Linked DNA regions of Homo sapiens: region 2 is linked to region 1. The links are chromatin loops, found by intact Hi-C in ENCODE. Cell type or tissue: MCF 10A. All regions are shown on one strand. Links, peaks and the distances in the headings refer to the core of each region. The heading gives the core; the rest is flanking DNA.

The links. Peaks named below come from ENCODE experiments on the same cell type or tissue, not always from the same donor. Only the 100,000 strongest peaks of a DNase experiment are listed, where the experiment ranks them.
Region 2: it touches region 1 in a loop (5-fold over the local background); 3 of 110 quality-filtered maps call a loop at or near these places.

The regions. Positions count from the first base shown.
Region 1 is chr18:75,484,103-75,500,589 of GRCh38, reverse strand. No RefSeq gene overlaps it. Among named protein-coding and RNA genes, the nearest start is that of SMIM21, 65 kb to the right of the region's middle. RefSeq lists an enhancer at 9,976-11,175. In MCF 10A, for the core only: no CTCF peak of the experiment used is centred there; a DNase peak (open chromatin) is centred at 10,599.
Region 2 is chr18:75,616,751-75,633,237 of GRCh38, reverse strand. No RefSeq gene overlaps it. Among named protein-coding and RNA genes, the nearest start is that of LINC01898, 87 kb to the left of the region's middle. RefSeq lists an enhancer at 6,697-7,896. In MCF 10A, for the core only: no CTCF peak of the experiment used is centred there; a DNase peak (open chromatin) is centred at 8,197.

The DNA.
Region 1 (16,487 bases), core at 9,385-11,884:
GCAAACATACTGGCATGATTTTCTTAACAACTATGTGTAAAGGCAGATCAAATAGAATCCAAGAGCTGGAGATAAAATTAATTGTTATAAATAATTAGGGTAACATTTTAATCATCCAAAAAGTTTATTATGCTCAATTTTAGGATTTGCAAAAGTTGTGATGACAGGATTGATAATTTATGGGTTATTGGCTATTATGCAAGGATAATGAAAATAAATGCATTGATTTGAGACTATGTATGCCAGCTTTATGCATATAAATAGACTTTAAAATCCTATTGTGTTTTATGGCTCCACATAAATAACAAAACAACCTCATGACTTGGAAACAGAGCATGTGCATCTTAAACACTCCAATAAGATGGCTTGGTTTCTTCATTTAAACTCTCATTATTAATGCCTATCTATGCATGGATATATTCCTGCTTGGGAAGATACAGAAGAAAGTAAAATCAGTGTTTCTGAAACATTGATGAGCTCATGAATCACCCAAAAGGAACCCTGTTAAAACACATATTCTGTTTCCACAGAGAAAGGAAGGGCCTAACAGTCTCTGTTTTTAACAAGCTCCTGGATGCTGCTGCTGCTGCTGCTGCTGCTGGTCCAATGACCACTCTTTGAGTAGCAAAGCATTGGACCCCTCAGTGCTCCCCAAAGCTCAATGGTAACTACATCCTTGATGTAATGATTTAGATATAGAAGAAAAGAGTTATGACTGCTATTATAAAGAATACAATACCTGGAGACATCTGCAAAATATATTTTTAGAAGCATAACTTACAGAAAGCATTATAAGCAGCTTTTGCAATTGCACAGTTTAATGGTGTTATTTGGTTCTAGGACCTCAATTGTGTGAAGTTCCTTATTCATCTCTTCACCTCCTTCAAGAAGTGACACTCTATAACTAGATGAAAAGACACATGTAAGCAAAGCTATGTTTATTCACCTAGCAAAATTAACATACAATGTTTTTCACTGAAAGCCAAGTAGAATCTTACATGACATTCAGAAAGGTTTACATCGTCTCCCTTCTCCTTCTCCTACTCCTTCATCTTCCCTCTCTTCCTCCTCCTCTTTCTTCTGCTTCATCCTCTCCTCCTCCTCCACCTCCTCCTCCTCATCCTCTTCATCCTCCTCTTGTTTCTTCATCATCTTCTTCTCCTCTTCCTCTTAGTGCTTTTATCAGCAAGGAAGTATTAATATTTTGGATTTAAAACCTCTTGTCAGTACTTTTTCTGGAGATATCAGTGTGTAAATTACCAATTACAATTTGCAGCTGACCGTACTGGTATGAGTACTTGAGTGGCTCAGAGGCTCACAGCCTCTGGATGGGAGCACAAAGGGAGCCCCCTGGATCTTCTTATAAAAAACTAGGTCACCCATCATCAATTCATGAAGCTCCCCAGCAGAAAAATGTGGAATCTATAAACTGGTCAGAACTGTAAACCTATTGATTAGAAGGTCATTCATGAGAATAAAGACGTGACATTTATGAAATGTTATGCAAGCATCGCCTCATTTAACTGTAAGTCTTTATCCCACTTTTTGTTTCAAAATGATTTACATTGGATTTTTCATAAAAAGTGTAAATGCTAACTTTTTTTTTCTATTCCCCCAAGTAGAAACAAACTTAACATTAAGGCTATGTTTTTAGGAATCTGTTACCCAAGGTCAGGCAAATAATGTGATTAAAAATGTGTTCACTGGTCTTATTAATTCAAACCTCAGGCCAATATTTTGTGAATTTCTGCAGCCTCAAACACTCGAATATGGCATTGCGCACCTTCTTTTTTGGATGACAACAACTCTAGTTAGAAAGCCATTTCTAAAGGAAGACACTGCACCAAGCAATTTTAAATTCAAGCAAATTTAAGTTTTAAATTCAATTTTAAAGTAGCAATTACTTTATCCGTCCCAAACTTCCAAAACCACTAAAGGAATTACATGAGTTCAATATTGGCAATACCACATTTTACCCACGAAACACACTCACACACTCATAAATGAATTGAAAATAGAATATAATTTAATATTGACCTTATATGAATGAATATAGAAATAAAATTTGCTTAGTATTTGAAAGACCTAGAAAAGTGAATAAAGTCACATTCTACTTTCTTAATCTCAGTTTCACAAAATATATTTTATTTATAATCTTAAATTTTTCCTAGCTCATTGGTAAAGCTTTGTTTCTTTAATATTCTCAAGTATGTTTATTTCATAAAGCTTTTCTTTCTAAAAGTCTTCTCTTTTTCTCTTAAAATGCGTGAATGCTAGGAAGTTCCAGTTTTCTCTTAGTATTGACTTTTATGTTGATGAATATGCCTTTCTTTCTTTTTTTTATTTGTATAGAAATCACATGATACTGTTTTCCTTTATTTTTGATTAAAATGTTACCTTTGATGTTCCAGGAATAAAGTAGCTCACACAAACCAAAGTAAAGATAAAACTTTGAATTTGAAAGCTAGCCAGACGGACCACCCGAGCAATATAAAAAAGCTCTAAATCAGCAGTACCATAAATCAGTCACACCATTCAAATTCACATTGTAATGAAATCTATTCTTGAGACAACTTACGACGATTCAATCTTCACTACGTATTCAGTGAGGTGGGAGGGGGAACCTGAGTGAAGTTGTTTACATCTTACTAATTCCTTTATAACTTATCAATTCAGACAACTTGTAATGTATAAACAATCTCTGCTCTAGTATCTAAACTTGGCAAATTTTTCTGTGGATTCAGACACTGAGTCAGGTGGACTGATGGCTTTTTTAGTCCCTTTAATCCCAGACTCTGCTTTGATTAGAAAGATGCTTTAAGTGGGTAGCAGCCTAAATGAGTCAAATGCAATGTCCAGAGTAGCTCTCATTCCCAGACAACACTTCCTGCTTGGAGAAACCAGAAAGCCGCAGGACATTGTTAGAAGATCTTTCTGTTACGTTGTAGTACAAAACTAAACCTATCGTTGCTTTTCTTCTTATTAAAGATGAGGTATGTGGTCCTTTTTCTAAATTCAGATCATACAAAACAATTCCATTATCCTTCATCCAAGGGCTATCTAGTCCAGGTTATTGCACCTAAATGCACTCTCAAATATGTGGAGGGGCATTTCTTCCTTGGAGACAGAAATACCAGCTTGAGAGGGAGACCCTCCTGTCTGCAGGAATATGGCCCAGATGACTTTGGAAAACAGCTCCTGGATTTGTTTCTTTAACCCAGGTTGTCTTTTATACTTTATATTTATTATATATAAAGTTTTCTTAGCAGGACAAAGGCTTAATGCAATGGTGTGTGACCATCTTCTGCGGTTTCTAACAAACTGGATCTACACTATGTTGTTTTGTTCTATCAGTGATATGAAAAAAAGAAATGTTTGGTTTTTAATTATATACATGTGATAGCAGGTACTGGAAGTGATATTTTAAGCTCCCTCAGCTTTGTTTCAAGGTTTGAGTGTAATAATTCCTATGCAAATCATTCTGTGGCAGAGTTCACTGTCACACTGATGCTGGAAAAAGAAACTTTTATATAGTAGTTGAAAGGGAGAGGAGAAATTCTGGGAGAATCCATGATGATCAGGAAACCAAACCAAGACAATTCCTTCTAGCACCCTGAATTTTTAATGTGAAATTACATAAAACAGACTCACTGTGTAAGGGTAGATGTGACTAATGTCAGTTAAGAAACACACAGCATGAGCCAAATCCTTAGAATCACAGAAAACACTAATGGAGACCCATTGCTCAGAGACTAAGCTAGCCAGGGACTGCTTTACACTAGGCCAGCCATCCCGTCAAGGGGAGCTGGGTTTTTCATTTCTACCACACCTTTTTAGAAGCAAAACAGCTGTTTATGGAAAGATATAGGTAAGTATTTTATTAGACAAAACCACATATACACTGGTCATTAGAAATATGAATACATGGAGCGCCTTAGGGTGCTGTGAGGTTTAGAGATGTCGCTCATTCATCTCCTATTGCTGTTAATCCAAACTCACAGTCTCAACCCAGAATCAGTGGATAAACACATTTTTTGAGCTTTGGAATGACAGTCAGGGTTAAAGTTGTAGCAATGACTCCAGAAGTGTCAAAACAGACGTACATTTCAACGGTGCATCAGGTGGGAGGTGGGGCGTCGAAGGGGTGGAGAGGAAAGGAGAGCTGGGAGGAGGGAGAGGCTCAGCCTTTCCATGCCTGCTTTCTGCCCCTGGAAGCCTTTTCTGCTGAATTCCCTCCCACAGTCATGGTTGAAAGGAGCTGAAGTCATCCGGTATACCATCTTCCTGCTTCTTAGGCTGTAAATCATCTGTAAAATTATGGCTTTCGTGGCACCTAGAACCATTTCTTGAGTGTGGCTCCTCAGCTATCTAATCAATTCCCCATTACTGGCATCTACGTTTTCTGAAAACACTTTAAGTTTCCTGGAAACTATTACCAAATGTTTTTACCGAATTACCAAAGTTAAGAATATTCATACTACGTTGGCTTCTACAAAGAGTTAAAATATTTAGACACCAAATTCTTGATCAATTCTATTTTTCCTCTCTTTAGAGACCCTCCAGGAGAATATAAAAAGCTCACTGTGTGAGCTACAGCTCTTTTAACGCAGCATTGCACAAACAAAGCTGCTACAGACTCACCCATCATGTATTTCAGGAGTGTCACTTGATTTAGTGCAATGGTGGTCTACACGATGCTGTTTTCAAAATAGTAATTGTGGGCCGGGTGTGGTGGCTCATGCCTGTAATCCCAGCACTTAGGGAGGCCAAGGCAGGCAGATCATCTGAAGTCAGGAGTTTGAGACCAGCCTGGCCGACATGGTGAAACCCTGTCTCTACTCAAAATACAAAAATTAGTCAGGCGTGGTCACGGGCGCCTGTAATCCCAGCTACTCAGGAGGCTGAGGCAGGAGAATCGCTTGAACCCAGGAGGTGGAGGTTGCAGTGAGCCGAGATTGTGCCACTGCACTCCAGCCTGGGTAACAGAGTAAGACTCCATCTCAAACAAACAAAAATAGTAATTGTGTTTGTGAAAATAAAATGATTCACTCCCTTGTGTAAACGCATGTGGCCTCTATTTGGCTGTGACAGCTTAAAAAAAACCTCTTTTTCAAATTTCATTTTTCTTTTCCAAATGTAATCTGTGACTTTTATGCACTGCCGGAATAAGAAGTGGCTTTTCAGAGGCAAAAATAAAAATATACTTTTTTAAAAGCCATCGGTACTTCCAGGGAATAGCTTGGAAACAAGGATGTAGTTGCTATCTAAGCCATCTATTTCTTCACGTTTAAATTTTACTCTGAAAGTTACATTGGAGAAACCACATTTTCCATTTTAAAGGGGCTACTCGTATTTGGTGACATTGCCTCCACCCAGAGGGCTCCTTCCTGTGTGTTTTTCTCGCAGCTTCTTTCCTGCCTGGACGTCCACTGCTTGCCAGGTCAGTACCCGGAAAAGTCAGCAAGAAAGGCAGGGCCAAAGGGCAATTGGCTGAAGCGAGACCCCTGCATGGGTGCAAGGCAAAGCAAGCTTTCCTGAGCACCAGGGGACCTGCCTGAACTCACTGCAGATACACATGCAAGTGCTAATCACAAGGCCACTGTGAGTCGTGTTAGGTAGGGAAACAAGCGTTCTAAACGAAAGCAAGTAAGGTCACACAATTCCTCCACTGACACCAATGCATCTTAAAGGTTCAGATGTAGAGAGACAGAGATGAGAGTTTTAGAAAACATTAATATTTACTATCCACGTTCCATATTAGCACCTGATAGGGCAGAATTTTGTGTAAAAAATGGCTACATGTCAATCTAGTAAGAATCCACTTACTGAAATAAATTCTACCATGGAAAGACCTAAGAAAAAGGAAAAGTCTAATAAATTAATCAAAATGATATCAACATAATTGAACAGAACCCACCGAATAAGTAGCATGGAAATCTCTATTTAGGTGCTTGCCCGTGTGTTAACTTCCGAAGCCCTTATACTTAAAAATTATTATACTTTCATACAAAATAAACATATAATATATATTGAGAAAGAAAATTCTAAATCGTTATGCTTATAAAAATAATAAACTAGAAATATATGGCTTTTAAACATTAACTTTTAAATTCAAAACTATTAAAACTAAGTTATTAAATAAAGTCAATGTAACAAAATTTTCTACTGGTCTTTCATAATAACTCTCTAGTCAATCAATTTACGAATTGATAGTGGAGTAATACATTTGTGTCTTTTCTACTAAAAGAACATGTAACTAAAATCCAAAGTTACTATGTTTTATTGTTTAATTAAAAATTTGAACCCTAACTTGGTTATTATGTAACAATATTATAAATACCATAATAATGTGTGCTGTTCGAATGGGGTCTCCTTTTTCACTCTTCAGACACTGGAGGCTTTGGGTTTTGTTTTACTTACAATAGTTTTGTAATTTGGGACAGCATGAATAATTAGCAGGTCTCTTATGCTATGTCCAGGTGTGAACAAGCCATCATTAACATCCAGATGAGCTGTCCGCCCAGAGTGAAGACCTGAGCGAAATCTCTCCCAGAATTCTGAGCTGCAGAGTTGATGCTCAGTGCTTATTTTAATGTTTCCTGGGATCTGCAACTTACCTAAAACACATGCACACATCCAATGTCAGAAGTTTTAATTTGGTTTTTCTAAATATTCTCAGGATAATCCAAATCCAAATAGAATCTCTCATTATAATGAACACATTGTTTTATACATTGTGTTCTCAAAGAAATTGAAATGAGTCACTGACTAGAAACAAACCATAGATTGGCATCAGTTCCGGATGAGCCTCATGGAACTGTATTCTGCCATATCTAGCCTGGTACCTCCCAAAACTGTCAGCATGCCAAGTGAACCCTCAGACTGAATTTAGAGGGACTGTATTGGGAGGTAAGGTTGGAGTAGGTAAGGTCCTCGAATGTCCTCATTCAAGAGCCCTTTCTCTGGAGAGTCTTTCCCTGTGGACCTGAGAGCTAGCATCTCCACCGGCCTTTAGTGCAGCCCTCAGACCCTCTGTTACTCAGGGCTGCCTGGCTGAATTAAGCAAGGAGAGCTGAGAAGAGTTAACTGTACGTTTTGGAGGGAATTTCTCCCACTGTCATTTGTCAACTCGTTGCTTTGTCTAGGTGACACTTGTTTATTCACATGGTATTAGCATGCTCTCATGGATCTGAAAAAGAAGTCAGTTTTCCAGGGAAAAACAGGTATCTCTACTCTGAACCCTGGGACCTGATGGGCTTGTGTCTCTGTATGCCCAGGTGCATGGGAAATGCATGCACTGCTGGTGATCTAACAATGCCACCCTGAACTCTCCCCATGATTTGCTACCTATTCCCAAAAACCTAAGAACCTGGGCTATGGCCAGCAGTAAGTGAGCAGAACAAAAGAAAGAAAAAGTCTTCATAGTATTTATGGTCCATGGCCTAAGTAGAAGGAAATACCAGAAATTTCCAAGAGAGGGACTGTTTCCAGGAGATTTTTCAGACTAATTTTGCATAACCACATTTACTTATCCAAGAGTCTTAGTTTGAATTAAGCATTTGAACTTCCGGGTGCTCATTTGAACCAAAGCCAAACTCTGAACTTTTTAGGTTTCCCTGTCATTAATCAAAATTTCGAAGATCAATGGCATGTAATGAATCAAGTATAATAGCCACCATCAATTGCAATAGCAAGGAGCCACACCAGGGGAGTACCAGAATGCTATGTTGGATAAAAATCAATCTGGCTTTGAATACCAAGTGAATCGACACTGAGATCTGATACGGAGAGAAGCTGACGCCATGGGTCAGAGGCATCTGCCATGGATAAGGAGAGGCGAGCTGCCCAGCCGCACCCAGAACACACCAAACACAGACCTTGAGGCACTTGCAGGAGGTGGCGTTGGAAGGCCTAGAATTCATGTGCTGCCCTGGCATCTCTAAGCCTCCTGGGGCCCCAGAAGCTTAACCATGAGCATCCCTGCTCTGGCCAGAAAGGCCCCCACACAATGAGAAAGACCCCATCCAACTAATTCCCCTGTCAACTGAAAGAGCCCCACCCCACTGGTCCCCCCACTGAACTAACAGGTTTCACTTCCCTGCCAGTGCACAGAGTTCTGCACACAATCCCACCTCCCCACGGAAACCAGGGGGCACCCCACCTCTTGTTACTACAAAGCCCCTGCTTGTTCTGCTGGAGTCTCTGCTGTTGAGTGCAGTCCCTGCGTGGCCCTGTGTTGTGTGCAATGTCTTCTCCTGGGGCCCTGAGTAGGTTTAATTAATAAACTTCTGTTTAATTTTCCCCATCGGGTCTTGGGTGTCATGTGTCCAGCCATCTCCTACTGTTTAGAGTGGGGGATCCTTTCTCCCACAACAGGGTGAAAAAGGGGTGATCAAATAGAGTGAGGATGTCTGTCGAGGACAATTTTGCAAATATAAGGACATTTGTGGAAATATTTCAAAAATAAAAGCCAGAGAAAATTATTTACTAAGAAGTATTTAAAACAGGACTCCAAACTCTCCTCGTGAGAGGTGTGTACATGTCTGTATACGCTGTGCACACACAAGGGAAACTGCATTATCAGGGATGGACTCTGAGTTTGGTGCAGGTCTGCTGTATACCTGCATTCCAGGAAGTTATATATCCTGGAACACTGGACCCAGAGAATACTAACAGATGTGTTGAAAAATATATGGTCTGTGGTCAAACAGGCTTGAGAAATGCTGACTGTAACAAACCTAGGTTTATTACTAATGTGTATTCTAAACCATCCCACTTACTTGTAGGGCCAATATTCCACAACAACCAATGCCAGCCTACTTAATGACTTTTGTGCTTACAAAAAAAAGCAAAGTAAGTAATCGAACATATTTTTGAACCTGTCCCCATTTTCCCACTTTTCCCCATAAATAATACACGTATTTATTTGGCACAGATAAAAAAGAAAGTAAAATCATAAGCCATCTGAAGGCATCTTCAACGAATGCTCATTCCTTTGGTCGCTCCTCCTCACCAGCATCATGCCCCACCACAAACCACAAAACATTCCCAAAATTTTGAATGCTTCTTCCTCTTTCTCAGTACATTTTCCTCATTAATAAGCAAGTGGACACCTTTAGACTCATATTCAGCCCTGCAAAGATAAAAGATGACTTGCGCAGGAAAATAAAGAGTAGTGTCCAACAAAAACACAATTGCATTTGATATAGAGGAAGACACAAAACACAGCTCCATTAATATTTTAATATTTGTTTTGGAAATGTCAGCCCATTGGTATTCAGAATATATAATTCATCATACTGTTTTTGTTTACAGAGTGTACATTGTAAAATCTCTTGATTCTAAAAGTTTTCAGGATAATATTTCGGAGAATTTTCCCACCAAGACAATACTGAAGACTAGATTGATTAAAGACAGACAGAGACAAAGAAAGGGGATAGAGATAATGATAAGCAATGTAGGAAAGAATTAGAGCCACGTAAGGTAAGGAAGGTGAGTTTGATATGCTAGACAACGGTGAGATCTACTCATTGACAAAACAAAAAGTATCAAAGACTATCTTAAAGAGCTCTAAGAATTATTTTGTACAAGAATGCTTAAATTTAATTTTAAACAAATGTATTTATTTTTAATGATTAAAGTCCAAATTGACTGTTTTACTTGGTTGCATTCTTACCATCACTGATTAACAGAAAATAATGCATACACCAGCACTATAAAATTCATAGCAGCATTAGTATAGCTAAAATAATTCAGTCATTTAGAAATTATTAAGCTAATACTATTAAACATGGTTGTACTAGATACTAGAAACAAATGCATGATTCAGACATAGTCCTTGTCCTCAAAGAATTTATAGTCTAGTCACACATTATTAAAAATATACACCAGGTTTTAATCATTCTTGCTGTTGATTTGAAGGAAAACGTCTTTTTTAGAAAATGTAAGCAACCTATACAATTGAAATCACTTTAGCCAATGGTTAAAAGTGTTTTATTTTAGTTAGTTGGTTCATACAAAACCATTTCAAATATATGGTTACCTGGACAAAAAAAGCAAGATGTCAAATGCAAGGGATAATATGACTATATCTTTATGCTCCTTGCATTGTCTCTTGGGTCATAATTTATAATAATGAAGTAATCAGCACTAAACCGTTCTTAACCCATGGCCCAAATTGGTATTTCATAAATAATATCTTACTAGAAATAAGTGACTGTACTTCTAAACCAAGATACTTGCCAAATCAATGAGGAGTAGGTGGTTTATTCAAAAAATGTTCTTCAGACAACAGACTAATTGCAAAGGGAAAAAAAACGTTAGATGTCTTATACCTTCAAGGAAAATAAGTTCCAGTTGAATTTTAAGATATTCATGTAAAAGTGAAACTATAAAAATAATAATAAATTATGGGGTAAATAATTACAAAAGTTTGGAGTGAGGACAAAGTGTCTTCAAACATGACATCAAAGCCAAAGCCGTAAAGGCCATGGCTCCGATGAGACGCATCTCTTTCAAGTCGGGGAGTACCACTGGTGCTTGTCATACAGGGTGTGTTCATTTTCCACTGCTGAGTAACACATTACCACAGACTGAATGCCTTAAAAGAACAAAAATTTACTATCTCACGATTTTTGTGAGTCATGAATTTGATGCATTCCACTTAGGGCCTCCGCTCAGCATTTCCCCAGGCTGAAATCTTGGTGTTGCCTGGCTGATCCTCATCCTGAAGCTGCACTAGAAAAAAGACCCACTTCTAAGTTCCCGCAGATGGTTGGCAGAATTCACATCCCTGTCGTCTAGCCAAGGCCCCCATTTTCTTACCAGCTGTCATCTAGGAACCCCTCGCTTCCCAGGAGTCTCTCTCAGGTCCTCACTACGTGTCCCTCTCTGCAGACAATTCAAACACGGCTGTTTGCTTCTTCAAGGCCGCAGGAGAATCTATTACTTAGAATCTCTCTTCAGGGAAGGCCTGAGCTCTCTTTTAAAGGATTTACCTGATTATGTCAGGCCAACCCAGACTGAGTCAACTAATTAAGAACCTTAAATACATCTGCAAAAGCCCTTCACTTTGCCATAAAATATTTACGGGAGCAAAATTATGTGAGGGTGACAAGCTCCACCCACACTCCAGGGGAGACGATTATCCAGAACCTGTCTAGAGGGTGGGGATGCTGGGGGCATCTTAGCATTCTGCTTCCATTCAGAAGGAGACCAATAAGTACTTTTAAATAAATGAATGACAAAATAATCCATCCAAAGAAACTTTAAGAGTGAACTTCAAACCCAGAAAAACATTTTGTGACAATACAATTTTTATTTTAGTCCACTAAGCCATAATTTTTTAATGTGCAAATAATATGAAAAGGACATTTATAAATGATTTTAAAATATGTTACATGTGATCAATTTCACAAACAATGAAATAAATGCAGATAATAACGAGATATTTACGTAAGAGTTTGGTGAAAACCCTTTTTAAGAGAACACACGGCGTTGATGCAGAAGTGTAAGAAATCATACTTCATACCACATCATACCTCGAGAAAATAAATTGATATAACCTTTATGGAGAACATTTTAGCAATATGTATCAAACACTTTTAGAGAGCTCATCCCTTTGACCTGGAAATTCCATTTTTAGTAATTGATCCTAAGGGGGAAAAATTGATAAGAATGCAAAGATGGATGTACCCCATCTGGATCAAAATAGCAGAGTAAGTGCACTCATTTTTTACCCTTTTCGCCCAATATCCCACCAAATTCAAAACAAGATAGAGAACAGAGACATCACTAGCAAGCCATAAATTTTGGCACATTTTTCTGGAGACAGCATCAAAGTCACACACAATAAATGTTATCACAAAACTAACAAAAAAAAAGACAGAGAAGGCAGAGGCAAAGAGAGTTACAGCCCATACTACATTAAAGAAAAGTCTTCAAAGATACTTCTCTTGTTTGCCTTGATCCAAACACAGAAGTAGCTGTTGGGAGAGCAAGAGTAGGCTGTGGAGAAATGTGTCCGGCTTCAGTGTCACTCTTGTCATTAACCTTGTCTTATGCATTTGTTTACATACTGGTCACTCTTGCCCCACAAGACTGTAGGTTCCATGATGACTTCAAACATTAAAATATCAAATAGTAATAATGAAACCCAACAGTGACAAGAAAAAAAAAAGCTTGTTGGGGGGCGGGGTGGGGGTGAAGACCGTGGGAATCAATCTAAATCAATCTAACTTAAAATCAATCACTTAGATTGTACCAAAGTAATAGATCCATCACCCAGCACCCCAGGATCTATCACTGTGCGAGGTCCCACTCCCTGCAGGGGTGTCTGCGTTACTGGGAATGAATGGAGCCCAGCCACATTGGTTCCTGCCTAGACACAGACCTTTGAGAATGTGAGAATTACATGATGTACCACAGGGAAAGGAATGTCTGGCTCAGGTCATAATTTTTTTTGTTACATCCATTATTGTTCTGGATGTTACTATTGTTGTTGTTATCAGGATTTTAACCTGGTTGTGTACTTCAACCACATGTAAACCAAATGCTCCTTAAAATTATCTAACTTGGCCTCTTGATCTATTCTTTACCTATCCCATTATCAGAAGAGAATGAGCCTGGAACCCCACGTCTATAAGCTATGAATGCTAGTGGGCACTTTTGATATCATTAGCTACTTGGGTTATTATCAGTTGTAGGAAAAGTTCGGCAGCATATTTGTCATATCACTATTCAATAATGACTGGAACAGAAATAAATGCAGGTATCATAATTCCTATCTTGCTATTTGACATAAATTTTGTCAACAGCTATACCCAAACACTCTCACAGTATCCTGACTAATGCAAATTGATTTCTGATGCTTCAGTCGACTATTGAATAGTCGACTGGGGATATTTTAATATCCCCAGACAAAAAGAAAAACAAAACAAAAATGTGATTTCATTTATATGGCTAAAATATATCGTCATTAATTGTATAGGAATGATTTCCAGTGGGCTGAAGTCAGGGAAATGGCTGACTAAATAGAAGAGATAACCGAAAAAAAATACATCTAAGTGGATGTATTACGAGAAAGGATGTATAGAAGAAATAAAGGAAGAATAGGTTCATTGCTACAAGCCCAGGTGTTTCAGCTTAATTCCTTGCTCAAGCTCTCTTTGTTCAGGTTATGGGAGAAATGGACCCCCAGCAGGAGTGGAATCAACTTCCGACTTCATCAGGATTCTGAAGGGAGATTCACATATGGGACATCACCACATGCTACCACAGCAACACTGAACATTGAACAGAATGTAGAGAGATTTTGTGTATACCCACTCCTCCTGCATATACATAGGCTGCCCCTAGTCAGCATCCCAAACTGGAGCGGTATATTTGTCATAGTCAATGAATGTACATTGACACATCATTGTCATGCAAAGTCCATGGTTTACATTAGAGTTCACTCTTATACGTTCTATGGGGTTGGACAAATGATTCTAAATTTTTTATGGTTACTGTAGCCTTGTAGTATGGTTTGAAGTTGGGCAACATGATGCCTCCAGCTTTATTTTTTATTCTTAGGACTGCCTTGGCTATTCAAGTTCTTTTTTGATTCCATATGTATTTTAAACTAGCTTTTTTTCTAATTTTGTGAAGAATGTCATTGTTAGTTTGATAGGAATCGCATTGAATCTGTACATTTCTTTTAAACAGTATGGCCATTTAAAAAATATTGGTTTCTCCTATCGATAAGTATGGAATATTCTTCCAAAATTGAGGAGGAGGGACTCCTTCCTAACTCATTCTATGAGGCCAGCATCATCTTGATACCAAAACCTGGTAGGACATAGAAATAAAAGAAGACTTCAAGCCAATGTATTTGATAAACATAGATGCAGAAATCCTCAACAAAATACAGCAAACTGAATCCAGTAGCACATCAAAAAGCTAATACACCATGATCAAGTAGGCTTTATCTCTGGGGTGCAAAGTTGGTTCAACATACACAAATCAATAAATATGATTCATTATATAAACAGAACTAAAAACAAAAACACATGATCATTCAACAGATATAGGAAAGGCTTTCAATAAAATTCAGCATCCCTTCATGTTAAAAACCCTCAACAAACTAGGCATTGAAGGAACATACCTCAAAATAATAAGAGCCATCTATGACAGCCAACAGCCAACATCATGCTGAAGGGACAGAAGCCAGAAGTATCATCCTCGAAAACCGGAACAAGACAAGGATGCCCCCTCTCACCACTCCTATTCACCATAGTACTGGAAGTCCTAGCCAGAGCAATCAGGCAAGAGAAAAAAATAAAAGGCATCCAAACAGGAAGAGAGGAAGTCAAATTATCTCTTTTTGCAGGCAATATGATTCTATACCTAGAAAACCCACAACCTCTGTCCAAAAGCTCCTCGGTCTGATAAACAACTTCAACAAATTTTCAGGATACAAAATTAATGTACAAAAATCAATGGCATTTCTACACACCAACAACCTCCAAGCTGAGAGCCAAATCAAGAATGCAATCCCATTCACAATCCACAGAAAGAATAAAATACCTAGGAATACAGCTAACCAGGGAGGTGAAAGATCTTTACCAAAAAAAAAAAAAAAAAAATTACAAACACTGCTCAAAGAAATTGGAGATGACACAAACAAATGGATATCCATGCTCATAAACAGGAAGAATCAATATTGCTATCATGGTGATCCTGCCCAAAGCAATTTAAATATTCAGTACTATTCCTATCAAACTAACAATGAAATTCTTCACAAAATTAGAAAAAAAAACTATTTTAAAATACATATAGAACCAAAAAAAGAGCTCAAAGCTCCAATAGCCAAGGCAATACTAAGCATGAATAACAAAGCTGGAGGCATCATGTTACCTGACTTCAAATTATGATACGACATACAGTAACCATAAAAATTTCAGAATCAGTTTGTGTCAACATTCACAAAATAACTTGCAGAATTTTGATTCGGATTACATTGAATCTAAAGATCAAATTAGGAAGAACTGACATTTTGACATTATTGAGTATTCCTATCCAATAACATGAAATATCTCTCCATTTATTTAGTTCTTCTTTGATTTCTTTCATCAGAGTTTTGTAGTTTTCTTCATAAAGATCTAGCACATAGTTCATTAGGTTTATACATAAGCATTTTATTTTGAGGGGTGGTGATGTAAATGGTACCATGTTTTTAATTTCAAATTCCAGTTGTTCATTGCTGACATATAGGAGAGTGATCAACTTTCTTGTTAACCTTGTATCCTACAAACTTGCTGTATAATTGCTTATTAGTTCCAAGAGTTTTGTTGTTGTTGTTGATTCCTTTGGATTTTCTGCATAGATAATCATGTTGTTTGCAAACAAGATAGTTCTTCTTTCTTTCTTCCCAATCAGTAGAACTTTTATTTCCTTTTTTATTTTTGTCTTTTTGCATTAGCTACAACTCTCAGAATGATACTTAAAAAGACGGCTGGGTGCCGTGGCTTATGCCTGTAATCCCAGAACTTTTGGAAGCTGAGGCGGGTGGATCACCTGAGGTCAGGAGTTTGAGACCAGCCTGGCCAACATAGTGAAACCTCGTCTCTACTAAAAATACAAAAATTAGTTGGGCATGGTGGCGGGCACCTGTAATCTCAGCTACTTGGGAGGCTGAGGCAAGAGAATCGCTTGAACCCAGGAGCTGGAGGTTACAGTGAGCTAAAATCACGCCATTGCACTCCAGCCTGGGCAACAAGAGCAAGACTCCATCTTTAAAAAAAAAAAAAAGAAAAAGAAAAAAGTAGTGAGAGGGAACATCCTTGCCTTGTTCCTGATCTTAGTGTGAAATTTTCTCACCGTTAAGTACGTTTCTCACCATTAAGTATGTTCTCTGTAGGTTTTCTGTAGATGTTCTTTATCAAGGTGAGAAAGTTTCCTTCTATTTCTAGTTTGCTGAGAGGTTTCTTTCTTTTTTATCATGAGTGTTGGATTTTGTCAAATAGCTTTTTGGCATCTACTAATATGATCATGTGATTTTGCTTTTATAGCCTATTGATGTGACGGATTAAATTGGTTGATTTTCAAATGCTGAACAAGCCTTTCTACCTGGGATAAACCCCACTTGGTTGTGGTGTGTAATTCTTTCTATATATTGTTGGATTTGCTTTGCAAATATTTTACTGAGGATTTTTGTATCTATGTTCAGAACATATATTGGTCTGTTTTATTTTCTTATAATGTCTTTTCTTATAATGTCTGTTTTATTTTCTTATAATGTCTTTGTCTGCTTTTGGTATTAGGGTACTGCTGAAAGTATTTCTTATCTTTACTAAGGTGCCTTTTTCCTCCAGCTTCTTACAAGATTTGTTATTCACTTTTGATTTTCTGCAGTTTGAATATGGTATATTTAGGTGTAGTTTTTGGGAGCATTTAGCCTGCTTTGTCTTCTCTGAACTTTCTGAATCTGTGGTTTCCTCTCTGACATT
Region 2 (16,487 bases), core at 7,150-9,649, 130 kb before region 1:
TATTGTAATGTACTGTTCCAGAACCAAGTTTAACATAAAGAATAGACACTGGTTATCCAGACTAGACCCACTGCATGAATTAAATGTACAGCTCTTGGACATGTGTGAGCTATCCAAACCTCACCCTAAAGTATTCTATTCATTATGGATGACTTTTATTTCTAGTCCACCCATGTCCCACTTAAACCACTCACTTGGAGCAATCCGTCCTTACTGCATTCCTTTGTCTGACCTCTTCTCTGTCACTCAGTTGGCACTAAGCATATGGCACTTATACTGTTGTTTTACCCCACTTTGGCAGATGGTAAACGCATATGGCCTTCATTTAACTGGCAGCATAGATTACTTACCAGGGAGTAGTTCTTGAAACCATAGCTTCTAGACACCAAATGTGCTCAGTGCTTCACAAAACCAAGAACTATTTAAATAGCAAGACTCGTTCTTGAAAAGTAGCTTAGTGACCATGTTTTATTAAATGAGCATGTCCTTGGGGTACTCTCTCTGATCTCAAACAGCTTGCCAAACTTTTTCCATCTCCAAGAGGAGCTCTATGGAATTAAATTTCTCCATCTCATACATGCAGGAATTGCAGTGTGTCCATTTCTCCAGATGACCTAAATTTTACACCTACATTAAGAACATCTATTCTAGACCTGTGTATCTGGACAGCATTTTCTCTCCCACTCCCTGGTGATGGTTTAAATTACATATGGGGGTTGATGCTGTTGAAGAGCATTGAGATCCCTTGTAATCTAGAATCCAGGGATCACCTTGCTGCACTGACATTGGAAAAGCGCTGGGTGTACAGCACTCACTGTTTCTTTGTGAAAATGCTGGACCGACTGGGGGACTCAGGGACCTTCTTTCTACTCTTTGTGTCAGAAATGCAGTGCTTCTTTGGAGTATGTATGTTGCTTTGATTTTTAGGTGTTGTCTTTTTTTAATGGTCCAAATTTCATTCTTTCATTATCCCATAGTCAATTTGGAAATAAATGTGTGTGGGTCCTCCCTTATCTCCATAGCATGCTGTGCAGCTTATATCTGTGAAAACTTACCTTGATCTTTGTGAAATCTCCACAAAGATACCTATGTGCAAATGCTGTTTGGCTGAAATCCCTACTAAACCACCTACTGATTTGTGACCTTGAACATTTTACTTTACTGTCCCTGGTTTTATATCTGCTTTATTTGCAAAACAGAGTAAAGTAAAAGTGTACAGTAGATACTGCACAGGCTTGCTATGAAGAGTAAATAAACAAAAATAGCAAAAGTTCTAAGTATGTTGGCAGATACATGAAATGAGTCAATGAATGTTGGAGAAACTGGATTTTAGGCAAATCATATTCCCTCTTTTCCTTTTGTTTGCCTCTACTTCTCTTGGTTTCTCCATTTATGCATTTATTTCTTTTGTTTTTGCTTTCTCTTAAATCACTTATCCAAGTGGCCTTCCTGTACCTGCTATTAAGGACACAGATATTAAAACACACACACACACACACACACACACACACTCAGATCTCAAGTACTTCAAGGACAGGAAAATGTGTAATTACAATACAGTGTGAGAGTGAGTTTTGTATTCATCTGATAGCAAATACATGGGCACAAAATAGCAGTGGGAAAGAAAAGGAAATGATTACCTCTGTCTGAGGGTGGAGTCGATCAGCGAAGTTCTCATAAGGGAAATGATGCTTTTTCTGGAACTTAAGCATAAATGAAGACTCCTGGGTATGCAGAGGAAACAGCATGGGCAGAGATGTGGAGATATTGAAGAACATGGTGTCCCAGGGAAGCTGAGTGGCTCACATTGCTAGCACAAGGAGGCCAGCAGGCCAGGCACACGAGGCTGGGAGGCAGTCAGGGAGCCAGCTCTGAGGGGCTCTCTGGACATCTGAAAAAGTGAACCTCTATACTAAATATGGACCAACACCCAAAAAGGACCAACATGACCTGTTTATAAGACAAGGCTGAATTCATTATTTACTGCAGTAAAGGAAGGCACCAACTCCGCAAAGCTTTGGATGTTAGAAATAGGAAAATAAGTTCAGAATTTGTTGAGAGGTGAAAATTTGGCTTAAAGCAGGCCTTTCGCCACAGGAAATTGGTGAAGATTGGATAAGAATCCCAATACAATAGCCATGAATTTGTGGGAATCACAAGGTGAGGATTTTGAGGTAAAAGACTGAAAGCATCTCAGGACTCCAAATGATGCGGTACATTGAAGAGTTAGTGGATTTTAAGGAAGTTCCTGTTATGAGTAATCATACCATTTGTGTGGGAGGAACAGTCCTGCAAAGGTAAAGAAGGGACAATGAAGCTGTGAAAATAGCAAAGTCACAGTAATGTAAACAGAAAGGGGTGGCTTTGTCCTCAGTGTCCAGGCAGTCCCGGCAGTATGTGGGGTAGACAATTTTTGTTCTCATGACATTGACCTTTATATGCTTAAGAAATTTATTCTCATGTATATGCTACCCAATCTATTCTGAAAATATCAACATTTGGAGCAATGAAGAGGAAAAATTCAGCTTGACCTATGCTAAGTTGCATACTCAAACAGAATGGCTCTTTAAAAATTAAGTTATTTAATTTATAATTAAGTTATCTTATTTGTGTTTTTAAATGCAAAAAAAAGTAAAAAATGTTTAATTTGGGGCTGCAAACTAAATGTAAACTTTTGTACAATATGGGATTAAACAAACCACTTGCAATATTATCTGAAAGGAAAATGAAAATCTTAGTCTATCTGGGTATTCCCAAAACATACAGATGTAGCAGGAGTATAGAGAAAAATCTACATTTTTCATTTTTCACTTCTTCAGTGTTTTTATATCACATTCAGGCTTATGAAAGAAAAAAAGCATTATTACAAATCAACTAAGTCAGAGTCTGGTTACAGATAGACAAATCTGTAAAAGGGTTTATTTGTGGTAGACTTATTAATGATATATTTCCTTATATTATTTTGTTCTGCTAAGATTTGTCATACTTTACTCAACTAAGAAGTTGCCAAGCACAGTTAATTGAACACAAAGATCTCAAAACTTAGCATGGGACCCAGTTAGCTTTAGATATAAGATGTGTGGCACAGTTGCTGACATTTTAAACATTGGCTGTATTTACCCAATACCTGTATCCCCATTATATCTAGGAAGCAACTAACTTGCTTTTGATTTTACAGGCTCATAGGTGGAAGGCACTTGTCTTGTCTCAGATGAGACTTTGGACTGTGGACCTTTGAGTTAATGCTGGAATGAGTTAAAATTTGGGGGGACTGTTGGGGAGGCATGATTGGTTTTGAAATATGAGGACATGAGATTTGGGAGGGGCCGGGGGGATTGATATGGTTTGGCTCTGTCCCCACCCAAATCTTATCTTGAATTCCCACATGTGGGAGGGACCTAGTGGGAAGTAATTAAATCATGAGGGCAGGTCTTTCCCATGCTTTTCTCATGATAGTGAATAAGTCTCATGAAATCTGATGGTTTTTAAAACAGAAGTTTCCTTACACAAGCTGTTTGCCTGCTGCCATCCACGTAAGATGTGACTTGCTCCTCCTTGCTTTCTGCCATGATTGTGAGGCTTCCCCAGCCATGTGGAACTGTGAATTCTCCATTAAACTTATTTCCTTTGTAAATTGCCCAGTCTCGGGTATGTCTTTATCAGCAGCATGAAAACAGACTTTTAAAGCAAGTATCTAAGGTTTTGATCTTGTAAGAGGGCAGCAATAATTCTTCCTGGACTTTGTGTCATCCTTACATGATGAAAATAAATCTCAGCTAATCAATAATTGGATAAGAATTCATCTACTTCCTCCCTCCACGTATATTTAAGCACCCAGTCCTGTGAAAAACTTGGATTTTTTTTTCTTCCTGCACAGCTCCTACTGAAGTCCTTGAAATGATTTTCGTTGACTTTCATGATCTAACTTGGTTCATGGAGCCATCTGGAATCCAGTTACTGTGGAGAAAGAAACAGAATAAAAATACTCCTTGACTTAGAATGGGGTTATGTCCTGATAAACCCACCATAAGTTGAAAATATTATAAGTCAAAAATGAATCGAATACACCTAAACTACCAAACATCATAGCTTAGCCTAACCTACCTTAAGCATGGTCAAAACACAATAGCCCAGAATGGAGAAAATTATCTAACATAAACCCCATTTTATAATAAAGTGTTGAATACTTTAATTTATTGAAATTATTTATTTATCAAATACTGTAATTTATTGAATACTGTACTAAAAGTGAAAAACAGAATGGTCATATGGGTAATCAAATTATTTCTATTGAATGAGAATCACTTTCAGGCCATCATAAAGAGGAAAAATTGTAAGTCAAACCATTGTTAAGTCAGGGACCATCTATATACCAGATTACCTCAGTCTAGGTGACACCCCTGTCCCCAACCCAGTTTTCAGCTGTATAATACACTTTATTTCAAATAAAAGGATAAGTATTGGTTTCCAAATTTGGGTGCTGGTGCTATGGGGTAACCCAAGATGTGAAGTAAAAAGTAACAAAGGTCTGCTGCAGTTTCCCTCCTTGAAGAGGCTCTGTCAGAGGCCATGCGAAGGTGGTTTTCACATGAAATCAACTTCAGGTTGCAGAAGGCTTCCTTGACTGTGGGAATGACATTGAAAAGACTGACTTTCTTTCTGAAGCTCTATAGGGAGGGTGCTTAACTCCAAGAAGTGAGAGATAAAGCAGTAGAAATGCCTAACACATTAAGGATATTATTAGAAATTACTATGCAGAAATTGTGGATATTATCAACATGCCTGACACTCCAACAAAGGACTTGACAAAAGCTCCTGGATTTGCTATAAGGAAAAGTTCTGTGTCAGAGCCCATCCTGACACCAGGAAGCCCAACATAGCAAAAACATGCAGAAGCAAGCCCACTGGTCCTGAAGGCCTGGGTGGTGTGAATAGAGGGGGATTCTGCCTGGCTAGGCACCAAGCTCTGATCTCTGTTCATGGGATACCTGGCGATATGGTCTGCATTTGTATTCCTGCCCAAATCTCATGTTGAATTGTAATCCCCAACATTGGAGGAGGGGCCTGGTGGGAGGTGATTGGATCATGAGGGCAGATTTACTCCTTGCTGTTCTCATGATAGTAAGTGATTTCTCATGAGATCTGGTTGTTAAAGAGTTTGTAGCACCTCCCTCTTCTCCTTCCTCCTGCTCCAGACATGAGGATCTGCCTGCTTCCTCTTTACCTTCCGCCATGATTATAAGCTTCCTGAGGCCTCCCCAGCCATGCTTCCTGTACAGCGTGTGGAACTATGAGCCAATTAAACCTCTTTTCTTTATCAATTGCCCTTCTCAAGTAGTTCTTTATAGCAATATGAGAACAGAGTAATAAGTGGTTTATAGGACACAAAGATCTAAGAGTTTGTGGACATTTTAGGGTCAAAACAGCAGCCTACAGAGCTACATACCCTTTACAAGTTTGCAACACCCTTGCATTGCTCAGAAAGCTGCAGACTTTCTGCAGATGTAAAAGTGTGAGAACTCAGAGTCCCAGGGTCAGGGACAGCAAGATCGCCCCATAACTGCGTGCACACTGAGATCTCTATCATCACTACAGAGGTGCAGCTTCTGCTGCAGATTTCTCCAGGTACAGGCAGAGGCCCCAGCAGGCAGAGCAGAAGGGCCCATGAGTTGAGTTTTAGTTTTTATACTAGAATTCTCCATCTGTACTTTAGGTTCAGATTGGGAGTAGACATTTGGGGAGTTGGTAGGTGAGAGTAATGGCCCATGTTTTATCATCATTATCTTTGCCTACTTTTGTGACCAGTTACTATGTGGCGGATACTGTGCTCGTCCCCTGTATCTGTTACCAAAAATAATTGTGAAACCCACCTAGAACATAATACTATTATTCTCTCTGTTTCACAGATGAAATGTCTCTGAGGCTTAGAGACAAGAGTAACTGCTCATTGCTGTGGGGACAGAGGCAAAGCCTCTGGCCCCGGAACCTTATCCTGAGCTCTACTCTGCTTCTTTTCTGTTTCCTCTCAGAAGGTAGGGAGGTGTTTAACCTCTCACTTGCTAACTATCAGGTAAAACTGTCACTTTGGAAGAAAGTAAGAGGCAGCCCCAAGCGCCCATGGGTGGTAAGTGGCCTCGGTTGAAGTGGTGGCATCAGCATTGAGAAGAAATAGAGGAGGAGAGATGCAGAGTGTCTCAGATTGCTTTCCATGTGCTGGGTCTTACACTGAGCTCTTTCCTCTCCATCACTGCAGAAACATATCATCATCTCCAACTTAATGGATAAGGAAATCAAGGCTCAAAGAGGCAAAGTACTGGTCCCGGGGTTTGGATCCAATCCCAATCTATCTTTCTTAAAACCATCATGGTTTTTGTTTGTTTGTCTTTTGCTATATTCACAGTCCACACCCTTTGGACTGGTGGGCTGTTCGTCTTGAGCCACCGAGTTCCTTATATCTCCCTGTGGTCACTAATGTGATTTTGCAAGACAGAGCTCCAGGAATAGGCTGCCCAGCAGGAACAGCCCTTTCTAGGTCAGACACTCCCTAAAGACCTGCCCAAGGAGGGGATTCCTATCCCATGGCCATAAAGAGCTTCAGGTGCAGCCAACTTCACCACAAGGTTTGCACCTAGAGGTGAGCCTTGCTGAACCAGCAGGGCGAGATTTCATCAAACAGCTGCTCAGGTTTCAACAACAGCATGGCTGGGCATTGCACTAGTGGGCTGCCTTAGCTATGGAGGGCAGCTGGCTCTGTCTTCTAACTGCATGGCCACACCCCTGGGGACTGTTTCCCAGACTAGTGCTAGAGGTGCTGCCACGGTGGGTCAGGACTCTCAGGTACATGAGAGGTGGGCCTCTGATTAGCTTTCCCTCTAACCAGACTGTTGTATGATTACATCTGGGAGCTTGTCCACACTGCTATGCAGGCCAGCTCATTCCAAACAGAGCCAGTTAGTCCTTCCAGGAACTGGTTGCAGGAGGCAAGTTCATTTTAGCCAAAGTGTTTGGCCAGGAGGAAAATCTGGGAGTGGAGGACAGGACAGGAAACTGAGTCATGCCCGACACGCAGTAGGTGGGCACTACGACTAACCATTGCTCATTATTCAGGGTGGCCAAACCCTTGTCCAGATCCACCAAGAAGTTTTCGTAATGCTGCCAGCAAGTATGACATGGCCTTGTTAATACAGAGACAAATACCTTTCAGCCTTGTTTGTCAGAGGGTGATCAGGATAGAACCAGAGGCCCACAGAGAGTTCGAGGAAGGACAATCTTGAAATTTTCAAGGATGAAACCTAATGTTTATTGAGCATTTGTTATGTGCCAAGCATTCTTCTGAGGGTTTCATGTGTATTCATGTATTTTGTCCTAGTAGAACTGTGGAGTCAGCACTGTTATTTTTAATCCATTTACAGCTGTGGGTATGGAAGCACAGACGATAAGGTAACTCATGCAAACAAAATGTTTATAAACAGCATAGCCCAGAATGGAACCCAGGCATTTTCCTATCTCTATTGAAAAAACCAGAAACAGAAAGTTGCATAAACTGACCATTGTTATGTGGGGAAGGGTAGGGATGGCTGTGTGGTGTTGATAATTGATAAGTGAGAAATTGAGAGTGTGTTCTATCCTTGTGCAATCGGTATCTCTCTAGTCTGACATGGCTCAATTCTCTGATTAAGGTACTTAATAGCCAGTGGGGGAGACTGAGGGGAGGGGGTCACAGAACTGGGTGGTTTGGGGTGGAATCAGGGAGTTGCTGTTGTTACTCACCCCTAGTGCATTGGGGAAGGGCTTGGCACACACTAAACTCTGCGGTTGGCACTGGGCACAAGATGCCACACCAAAAAGCAGACAATGGCTGCTGGAAACAAGGAAAATCACCAGCCCCATTCATTGCTTTCCTAGGCCTGCCATACAAATTACCACATTTGTACAATTCTGGAAGCCAGAAGTCCAAAGTCATTGTATCAGCAAGGCCTTGCTCCCTCCAAAGACTCTAGCGGAGAAAACTTCCTTGCCTCTTCCAGCTTCTGGTGGCCCCAGGAGCTTGGCTTGTGGCCACATTACTCCAGTTCCTGTCTCCATCTTCGCATAGCCATCTTCTGTCTGTCTTTGTGTCTGCTTTTCTTAAAAGGACATGAGTCACTGGAGTAAGGACCTACCCTAACCCAGGATGTCCCCACCTCTGCAAAGACTGTTTTCAAATCAGATCCCATTCTGAAGTTCTAGGTGGACAGGAATTTGCGGCGAGACATGATTCAACCCAGGACACCCATGCATGTGGCAATCTCTGCCCTTTGTGAGATCAGCGCCAGATAACTCAGTAGAGAAAGGTGGTGATTTGAAGGGCAAATGTGTCCCTAGGAGGCTTCACTACTCCCTTCAAGGGATGTCCCAAAGCTGTAATCCTGGAAGACTGTGCGCCAGGAGAACCGTTACTCAAGAAGGGATGGAACTGGGATTTGGAGACTGAGGAACTCGGCTGCCAAGCGTCCTATTTTTCAGCCCCAGGAAGTTTATTCCCGAGCTCCCCAGTCACAGCTGTGGCCTCATAGGCTCTCAGCTAAGGATGTGCACAGATTTCCAGGGCCACTGCTCTGACCTCCGGCACAGAGGCTGTCTCCACCTGGGGGGTGGGAGAGGCAGGGTTGAGTGAGAAACATGCCTAAAGGGGCAAATGTACCAAATATAAAATGTCCCACAAGAATCGAGGACATAGCAACATAAATGTAATTAATGATCCATTCTAAGGATCATATTCCACGCCTAAATATACAACATTTTAACAACAATTTGTCCGTTGCACCCAAATGCCTCCATGATGGGAATTTTGACAGCGTGTTAGTTTAATTTCCACTACCCAAAGATAAAAGACCCAAGGAAAGGAAATGAAAAAAGCTAAATGGCTAGAAAAAGCATGGAAAACCATAACCACTAAGTTGTAAATCAGTAAAACAACTTGTTAGTCATGGAAACATAGAACTATGTGACTTCTATAATGTGCTCACTTCTTTCATTTAATAAATATTTTCTGGCACAAGTAACAATATTGTAATCTTTCATTAGAGAAATATGTCAATGTTCTACTGAAACTCCAAGTCCTGTAAAAAAAAATCTGTTTTAAATTCCAGTTTTGTGGAAATTATGATTTTTTTCCTATGAGTGAAAAACAATGAGCGAATTCATTTGATTTAATTTTCTTTCCATTCTAAAATGTACCTAAATGTCACAAAAATAAAGTTGGGGCCACTGTTGTCAATGAAAAGAAATGAAAACACTATGGAAATTGGCCATCATTAGAACTTTAAACTCTGTGAATCCTGTGTCCTCGTGCCTAGACCCTGGGGTCCTCTTTCTGGGATCTTCACCTTCCTTTCCCATCCTCATTCCTGGGTGCCCATCTACTCTGCCATGCTTGGAAATTCCTCTTTCCAAGCACTCCTGCCTTCATTCTCATCCTTCCTTCTCTCTGGACTCCTATTTCCCCACCATTCCCCATCCATCCCTGTCCATTCCTGGAGCCCTCCAGCAACCACCTTTTCTGGTCACCTGTCCCATCTTCGAGGTGGAATCTTCCACGCCCTTCTCTGAAGATTCACAGCCGCTGCTCCTACCACTCTGAATTCGCACCCCCTCCCATGCCTGCCTTTCCTGAGAGTGTAAACTTAGCAAAGCTCATCTTTTTCGTGTCTGCTCCCGCTGCAAAGCACAGGGCAGGTGCCCGATCAATGCTTGCTGGGTGGCTACTGAGTGCCCCGCTACAGCTCAGACTACACCCAAAACATTCTTGCACATCTCCAGTCAAACCAATGTCCGCACAGCCTTTCCCCTGCCTGCCTTCACACTCTCTGCCTCCTCCCGTGAACATTCTCACCTTAGCAAAGCCCTGCCTTGTCTTCAAAGCCCAGTTTTCAGATGTCATGCTGCTTCCGAAGAGACATCTCCCTCCTCACTCTATGATTTTTGCTAGGGCTGCCATAACACAGTACACAAGCCAGGACCTTAAACAACAGAAGTGCAATGTCTCACAGCTCTGGAGGCCAGAATCCTGAGATCAAGGTGCTGCAGGGTTTCTTCCTTCGAGGCTCTGAGGCAGCGATCTGCCCCCAGCCTCACTCCCTAGCTTGTGCGTGGCCACCTTCTCCCTGTGTCTCCTCAAATCCTCTTCCCTCTGTGCATGTTTGTGTTCAAATCTCTTCTTCTTTTTTTTTTTTTTTTTTTCTGAGACAGAGTCTCGCTCTGTCGCCCATGCTGGGGTGCAGTGGCGCAATCTCTGTTCACAGTAAGCTCTGCCTCCCGGGTTCATGCCATTCTCCTGCCTCAGCCTCCCAAGTAGCTGGGACTACAGGCCCCCGCCACCACGCCTGGCTAATTTTTTTGTATTTTTAGTAGAAACGGGGTTTCATCATGTTAGCCAGGATGGTCTCGATTTCCTGACCTCATGATCTGCCCGCCTCGGCCTCCCAAAGTCAAATCTCTTCTTAAAAGGACATCAGTCACATGGGATTAGGACCCACCCTAATGACCTCATTTTAACTTAACTGACTTCTCTAAAGACGCTGTCTCCAAATAGAGTCACATTCAGAGATCCTGGGAGTCAGGACTTCAGCCTATGGATTTAGGGAAGGGACATGATTCAACCTCTAACAGCTGCCTCATGCCTCTTTCACCATGGAGACCTACAGTCCCCATATCTGGGTCCATCTGTTAGAAGTATCTAAACACCTTGGTAAGACCCTTTGTCCCTGCCTCAGAGGGAGCCACATCCTGGGTTTAGTGAGTATCCCACCCCCAGACTTTCTTCCAGGCTTCTCACTTCTCCTTTTGGTTTCAGAATTGGATCCAAAGTTCCTCTACGTGATATCCAGAATGTTTGTCCTGGCAAGCTCCAGCCTTTACATTTATGAAATATTGTTACCTCAAAAGCAAGGCTACCTGGACCTGGTTTCTGGCCATTTCCCATGAACAGAAGGCCAAAGTCCTGCAGTAAAAAATGCCCAGTGGGTTGAGACTTTCTGGGGAGAGGTCCAAAAGGCAACTATTTAGGAATTCTTTTCATATATTTTTTCTTAACTGAGTAGGATCGTACAGAATCGACTCACTAAAAAAGAATTGTCATAAAATCTCACACCATTGACTTGTAAATGGAATCGAATGTGTAGCGTCTACGTAATGACACCATCAAACAGGAAAGAGCTATCACACTTGCAGAACGGATGAGATGCGGAATGAGCGCGGCAGGCGAGCCTCCCAGGGGCATTGGCGTTATTCCACTCACCGCGTTTTTATCTCCAGTTTCTCTAATTTTTGTTATTTTTTTCCTCAGGTCTCAAGACAAGAGCAGACAGAGTTTTTTTCTCTCCTAAAAAATCACCTCATACAGAAGTCAATAATATAAATACTTACGTGCCTGGGGTCAGTGCCTGGGCTTTATTAAAACTGATTTTTCAGAATGTATTTCCGTTGTTACTGCAGCTACAGGAAAACCCTCCAATCAGACACTTTGCATCCTAACGTCAACGCCTGCGTGGCACAGGCCCTAAAGATGGAAAAAGTAGTGAGGGAGGCGGAGGGGAGACACTGTGGGCTTCCCGGGATGAGTCCCGCAGGGCCGGTTTCCTCAGGGGCAGCAAATCCCAGGGGAATTCTCCCTCACTTCCTTTCTAGAAGATTCCCCCAAGCTCCCACACGCACCTCCACGGCTCCTAGATCAAGCTCTGACTCTGCTCGGCCTCATGGTTGGTGGCTACGTAAAATAATCAAAGATGCCCTTAGTGGGAGTCATGCACCCCTACCTTGGCTGAAGGTCAGGCCACATACTGGAGTCTCAGCACACAGGCAGGACGCTGTGGGTTCGGCTGCCAGGAGCCTCTGTTCAGAGAGTGGACATGGTACAGGGCTCATCCCACATCATGGTGTCCTGCCCTGACAGTCACCCGCAGTCTTCTCAGGGCCAGACCCTGGTTTTCTGCAGAAAAAATCAGAGAGGCCACTGGCTGCTTTCTGGGCTAGGCGACCTGGGCCCGTGTCGATCTTAGCCCACTCTCTGCATGCTTCTCCTACCCCTCCTCTTAAATTATTGGGGTTCCTATGATGTGCAAGCTGGGGGACCTGGTTAAGCGATGTGCTCTGGACTTGTTAAATATGACCAGCTTAGGGAAGGACTGAGCCGGTGCTCACTCTGATGGCGTGTGGTCAGCACTCGAATTGCGCAGAACAGCAGCCTCTGCGAACTAACGAAGATCCATAGAGGAAGTCAGCTCTTCCCCATGGAAACCAGTGCCTGGTGTGTTTCCAACGCTCACGTCACCGGCAAATAGAAAGGAGAGGCACCAGTGTGTGCGGGAAGGGCCTTGAAAACAAACTCCAAAGAAACGCAGGCCAGCAGCAAGAATCTCCATCCACATGGATAGCGTAAAACCAGGGAGGGACGCAAGGAAGGAAAGCGTGTAAGGAACAGCAAAGAAGGAAGGCTCAGCCACAAATACACACACACACACACACACACACCGCAAGGGATAACACAGTACCCCCAGGTATAACCCGCAGACACACTGAGATCAGTCCCTCCTTCCTACCTTCTTATTCCTAATCATTCTGGTCAGCCTTTCATTCAGCTTAGCTGGCCCCTTCATTATATTCATGCTTTAAACCTTTCTTTATGTGTCAGGGTTTAGGGATATTTCGTTTTCTTTTGTAATTTTCCAACAAGTTGTGGGGAGGGGCGGTGGGAAAGCATACATACCTTAAAAAGAACTTGCAAAATGAATATTTCTCTTTGTACCCACAATAATCTTTTATTTCTTTTTTTTTTTTTTTTTTTTTTTTTTTTTTTTTGAGACGGAGTCTCGCTCTGTCGCCCAGGCTGGAGTGTGGTGGCGCGATCTCGGCTCACTGCAAGCTCCGCCTCCCGGGTTCACGCCATTCTCCTGCCTCAGCCTCCCGAGTAGCTGGGACTACAGGCGCCCGCCACCACGCCTGGGTAATTTTTTGTATTTTTAGTAGAGACGGGGTTTCACCGTGTTAGCCAGGATGGTCTCGATCTCCTGATCTCGTGATCCACCCGTCTCGGCCTCCCAAAGTGCTGGGATTACAGGCGTGAGCCACCGCTCCCAGCCTATTTTATTTCTATCATAAAGGCAACACGTGTTTTTTTGTGCAAAATTTGGAAAATACAGAAAAATATAAAGAAGGTGGAAACCATCCACAGTTCTTCCTCCAAGAAATAACCATAGTTGTATTCTAGAAAATGTATTTGTATGTTTAGTATAGTTGATCCAAAAGAAAAATCGAGGTAAATATGAATACAATTTTATTGTATGAAGGTGGTATCACACTGTATATACTACTGTATGTTGTTTTTATTTAATGTTATGTTGTGAGAATTCTAATACAGTATGAAGTAGTCTTTGAAAGCATAATTTTTAATAGCTACACAACATTTTTAATGAGTATATCACAGTTTCTTTTCCCATTTCTCTATTCTTGGGTATTCAGAAGGTTCTTAATTTTCTCTCATAAACTTGCTCCAATGACTCCCTGTGTACATCGATTTCTGAGCACATTTCTGATCATTTCTTTAGGATACTTTCTTAGGCATAAAATTCTTGATCTAAAGAGAGTAAACCTTCCTACGGCTGTTTCCTCCCTCCCACCTGTATGAAAACATCCATTTCACATAATTGCCAAAAATGGAAACAACCCAGTTGTCCACTCAAGTAGAATAAATAAACAAGATGCAGTCTATCTACGGAATGGAGCATCATTCAGCAATCTAAAGGAATGAAGTTTTCACACACGTTACAACACGGATGAACCCTTAAGATCGTATGCTAAGTACAAGAAGCCAAACACAAAGGCCACATGTTGCCTGATTCCATTTATGCAAATCGTTTTGAATAGGGACATCTACAAAGATAGAAAGTAGATGAGTAGTTGCCAGGGCTGGGGTGGTATCAGACAGTGACTGAATATGGGGATGACACTTTTACTTGCTGTGATGGAGACATTCTAAAGCTAGATCATGGTGATGGTTGCACAATTTTGTAAATTTACTAAAAATCATTGTATTGCACGCTTAAAATGAGAGAGTTTTATGGCACGTAAATTAGACCTCAATAAAACCTTCAAAAGGCATTTTCACTATTTATTTTTTCAGATTATTTTAGGATCATTCATTGAATTTTCCAAAATCACTATTCCACTAAAATTTGAGGAAGACTTATATTTACACTAATAATTTAGTATCAAGAAAAATAATATGCATTCTTATTTCTTAAACTGTCTTTATGTTACTAGAGTCACATTCTTCATTTTTATTAGCTAAGTCTTTTCTTCAGGTGAGACCACTCACTTTCTTTTGATTAATGTAATTTTTGCCATAAATATTTCCAGCCTATTATTACAATGTAGAGAAAAATATTTTTATATTTATTTAACTTTCTATCACTTTGCTTAATTTAACTTTTTTAGATTCATTTGGTATTACAAGTATACAGTTGTAGAAATGTCAAAGAATTATTAGGTCTCTTTCTAATAATAATTCTTCCTTCCCCTACACTGGCCAGACTTCCAGCATTAATTAGAAGGATGATGTTGATAACAAATAAAATTGCCTTATTCCTGATTCTAATGAGATTTTTTGCAGCATGTCACCACTAAGTATAATGTTGACTTTTGTTTCTTTTTAACCTTTTTATTTTGAAAAACTATACATTTGCAGGAAGTTGCAAAAATAGTACAGAAAGATCCTATGAATCCTCTGCCCAGTTCCCCCTGTTGGCTACATCTTATGTAGCTACCCTACAATATCAAAGCCAGGAAACTGGTACAGACATGGTGTGCAAATAGTTTTGTGTCATTGGTGGTATGTGTAGATTTCTGTAACCACCACCGCAGACAAGATTCGTAACTGCTCCATCATCACAAAGACATCCTTTGTGCTTCCCCTTTAAAGTCAAGCCATCCAGCCCCCACCAACTCTCAACCCTGAAAATTACTGATCTCATCTCCACCTCTTTAATTTGATCATTTCGAGAATGCTCTATAAATCTTATAGTATGTGACCTTCTGAGATTGGCTTGTTTTACTCGCCCTAATTCCTTTGCCATCCATGCAAGTTGTTGCACATGTCAGTAGTTTATTTTTCCTTATTGTTGTATTATTCTCTGGTATGGACGTACCATAGTTTGTTTAATCATGCACCTATTGTCGGAAATTTTAGTGTTTTTAGCTCTTGCAAACAAAGTTGCTATAAACAACCATTGCAGATTTTTGTGTAGACATAAGATATCTTTTCTCTGAGATAACCGCCCAGGAGTACGATTGCTAGGAAATATAATAAGCATACGTTTAGTTTCTTAAGAAACTGTCGAACTCCTTTCCAGAGTGGCTGTACCACTTGACATTGCACAGCAATATGTGAGAAATCTAGTTTCTTTGCATCCTTGACCGCATTTGGTGTTGCCATTCTGTTTTATTTCACTTGTTGTAATACGTATGTAGTGATTTCTATTGTGGCCTTAATTTGCATTTCTTTAATAGCTAATGATGCCGGAAATCTTTTCAAGTGCTTTTTTGCCCCATGTACACTCTATTTAGTAAATGTCTCTTCATGTCTTTTGCACGTTTTCTAATTGGATTGTTTGATTTTTACTGTTGGGTTCTGAGAGCCCTTTACATATTCTAGATGTGAGTCCTTTCTCAGACATGTGATTTGCAAATATTTTTTCCCTGTCTGTAGCTTGTCTTTTGATCCTCCTAACAGTGTCTTTTGCAGAGCAAACCTTTCTGATCTTGATGAAGTCCAATTTACAGATTTTTTCCCTTTATGGATTGTGCTTTTGGTGTCTTGTTTAAGAATTCTGCATCAAGTCTTAATCTTGAAGATTTTGAATTGTGTCTTTCTAAAAATTTTAGTTTTATTTTTACATTTAAATCTTTGCTCTATTTTGAGTTAATTTTTGCATAAAGTGTGAGGCTCAGGCTGAAGTTTACTTTTTGCCTATGGAAATCCAATTGTTCCAGTAACATTTGTCCAAAATGATTCCTCCACTGAACTGCTTTTACATCTTAGTCAAAAATTACCTGGGCATATGCTTAGGGGTATTTCCTTTTCTCTGTTCTGTTCCCTTATCTATGTGTCCATCCTTCCATCAGCACTGCATAGTTTAGGTTACTATCACTATTTAAGAAGTATTGAATTCAGGTAGAGTGACCCTTTGAAATGTATTCTTTGTATTCAACATTGTTTTTGCTATTCTAGTTACTTTGCCTTTCCAAACAAATTTCAGAATAATCTTGTCTCTACAAAAAAAAATCTTGCTTGGTTTTTAATGTAAATTTTATGAAGCCTATACATCAATTTAGTCAATAGATAAATTGAAGTCTTTACTATGTTGTCTTCTAATCCATGAACACAGTATCTCTCTCTATCTAGATCTTCTTTGGTTTTTTTTTTTTATCAATGTTGTGTAGTTTTCAGAATA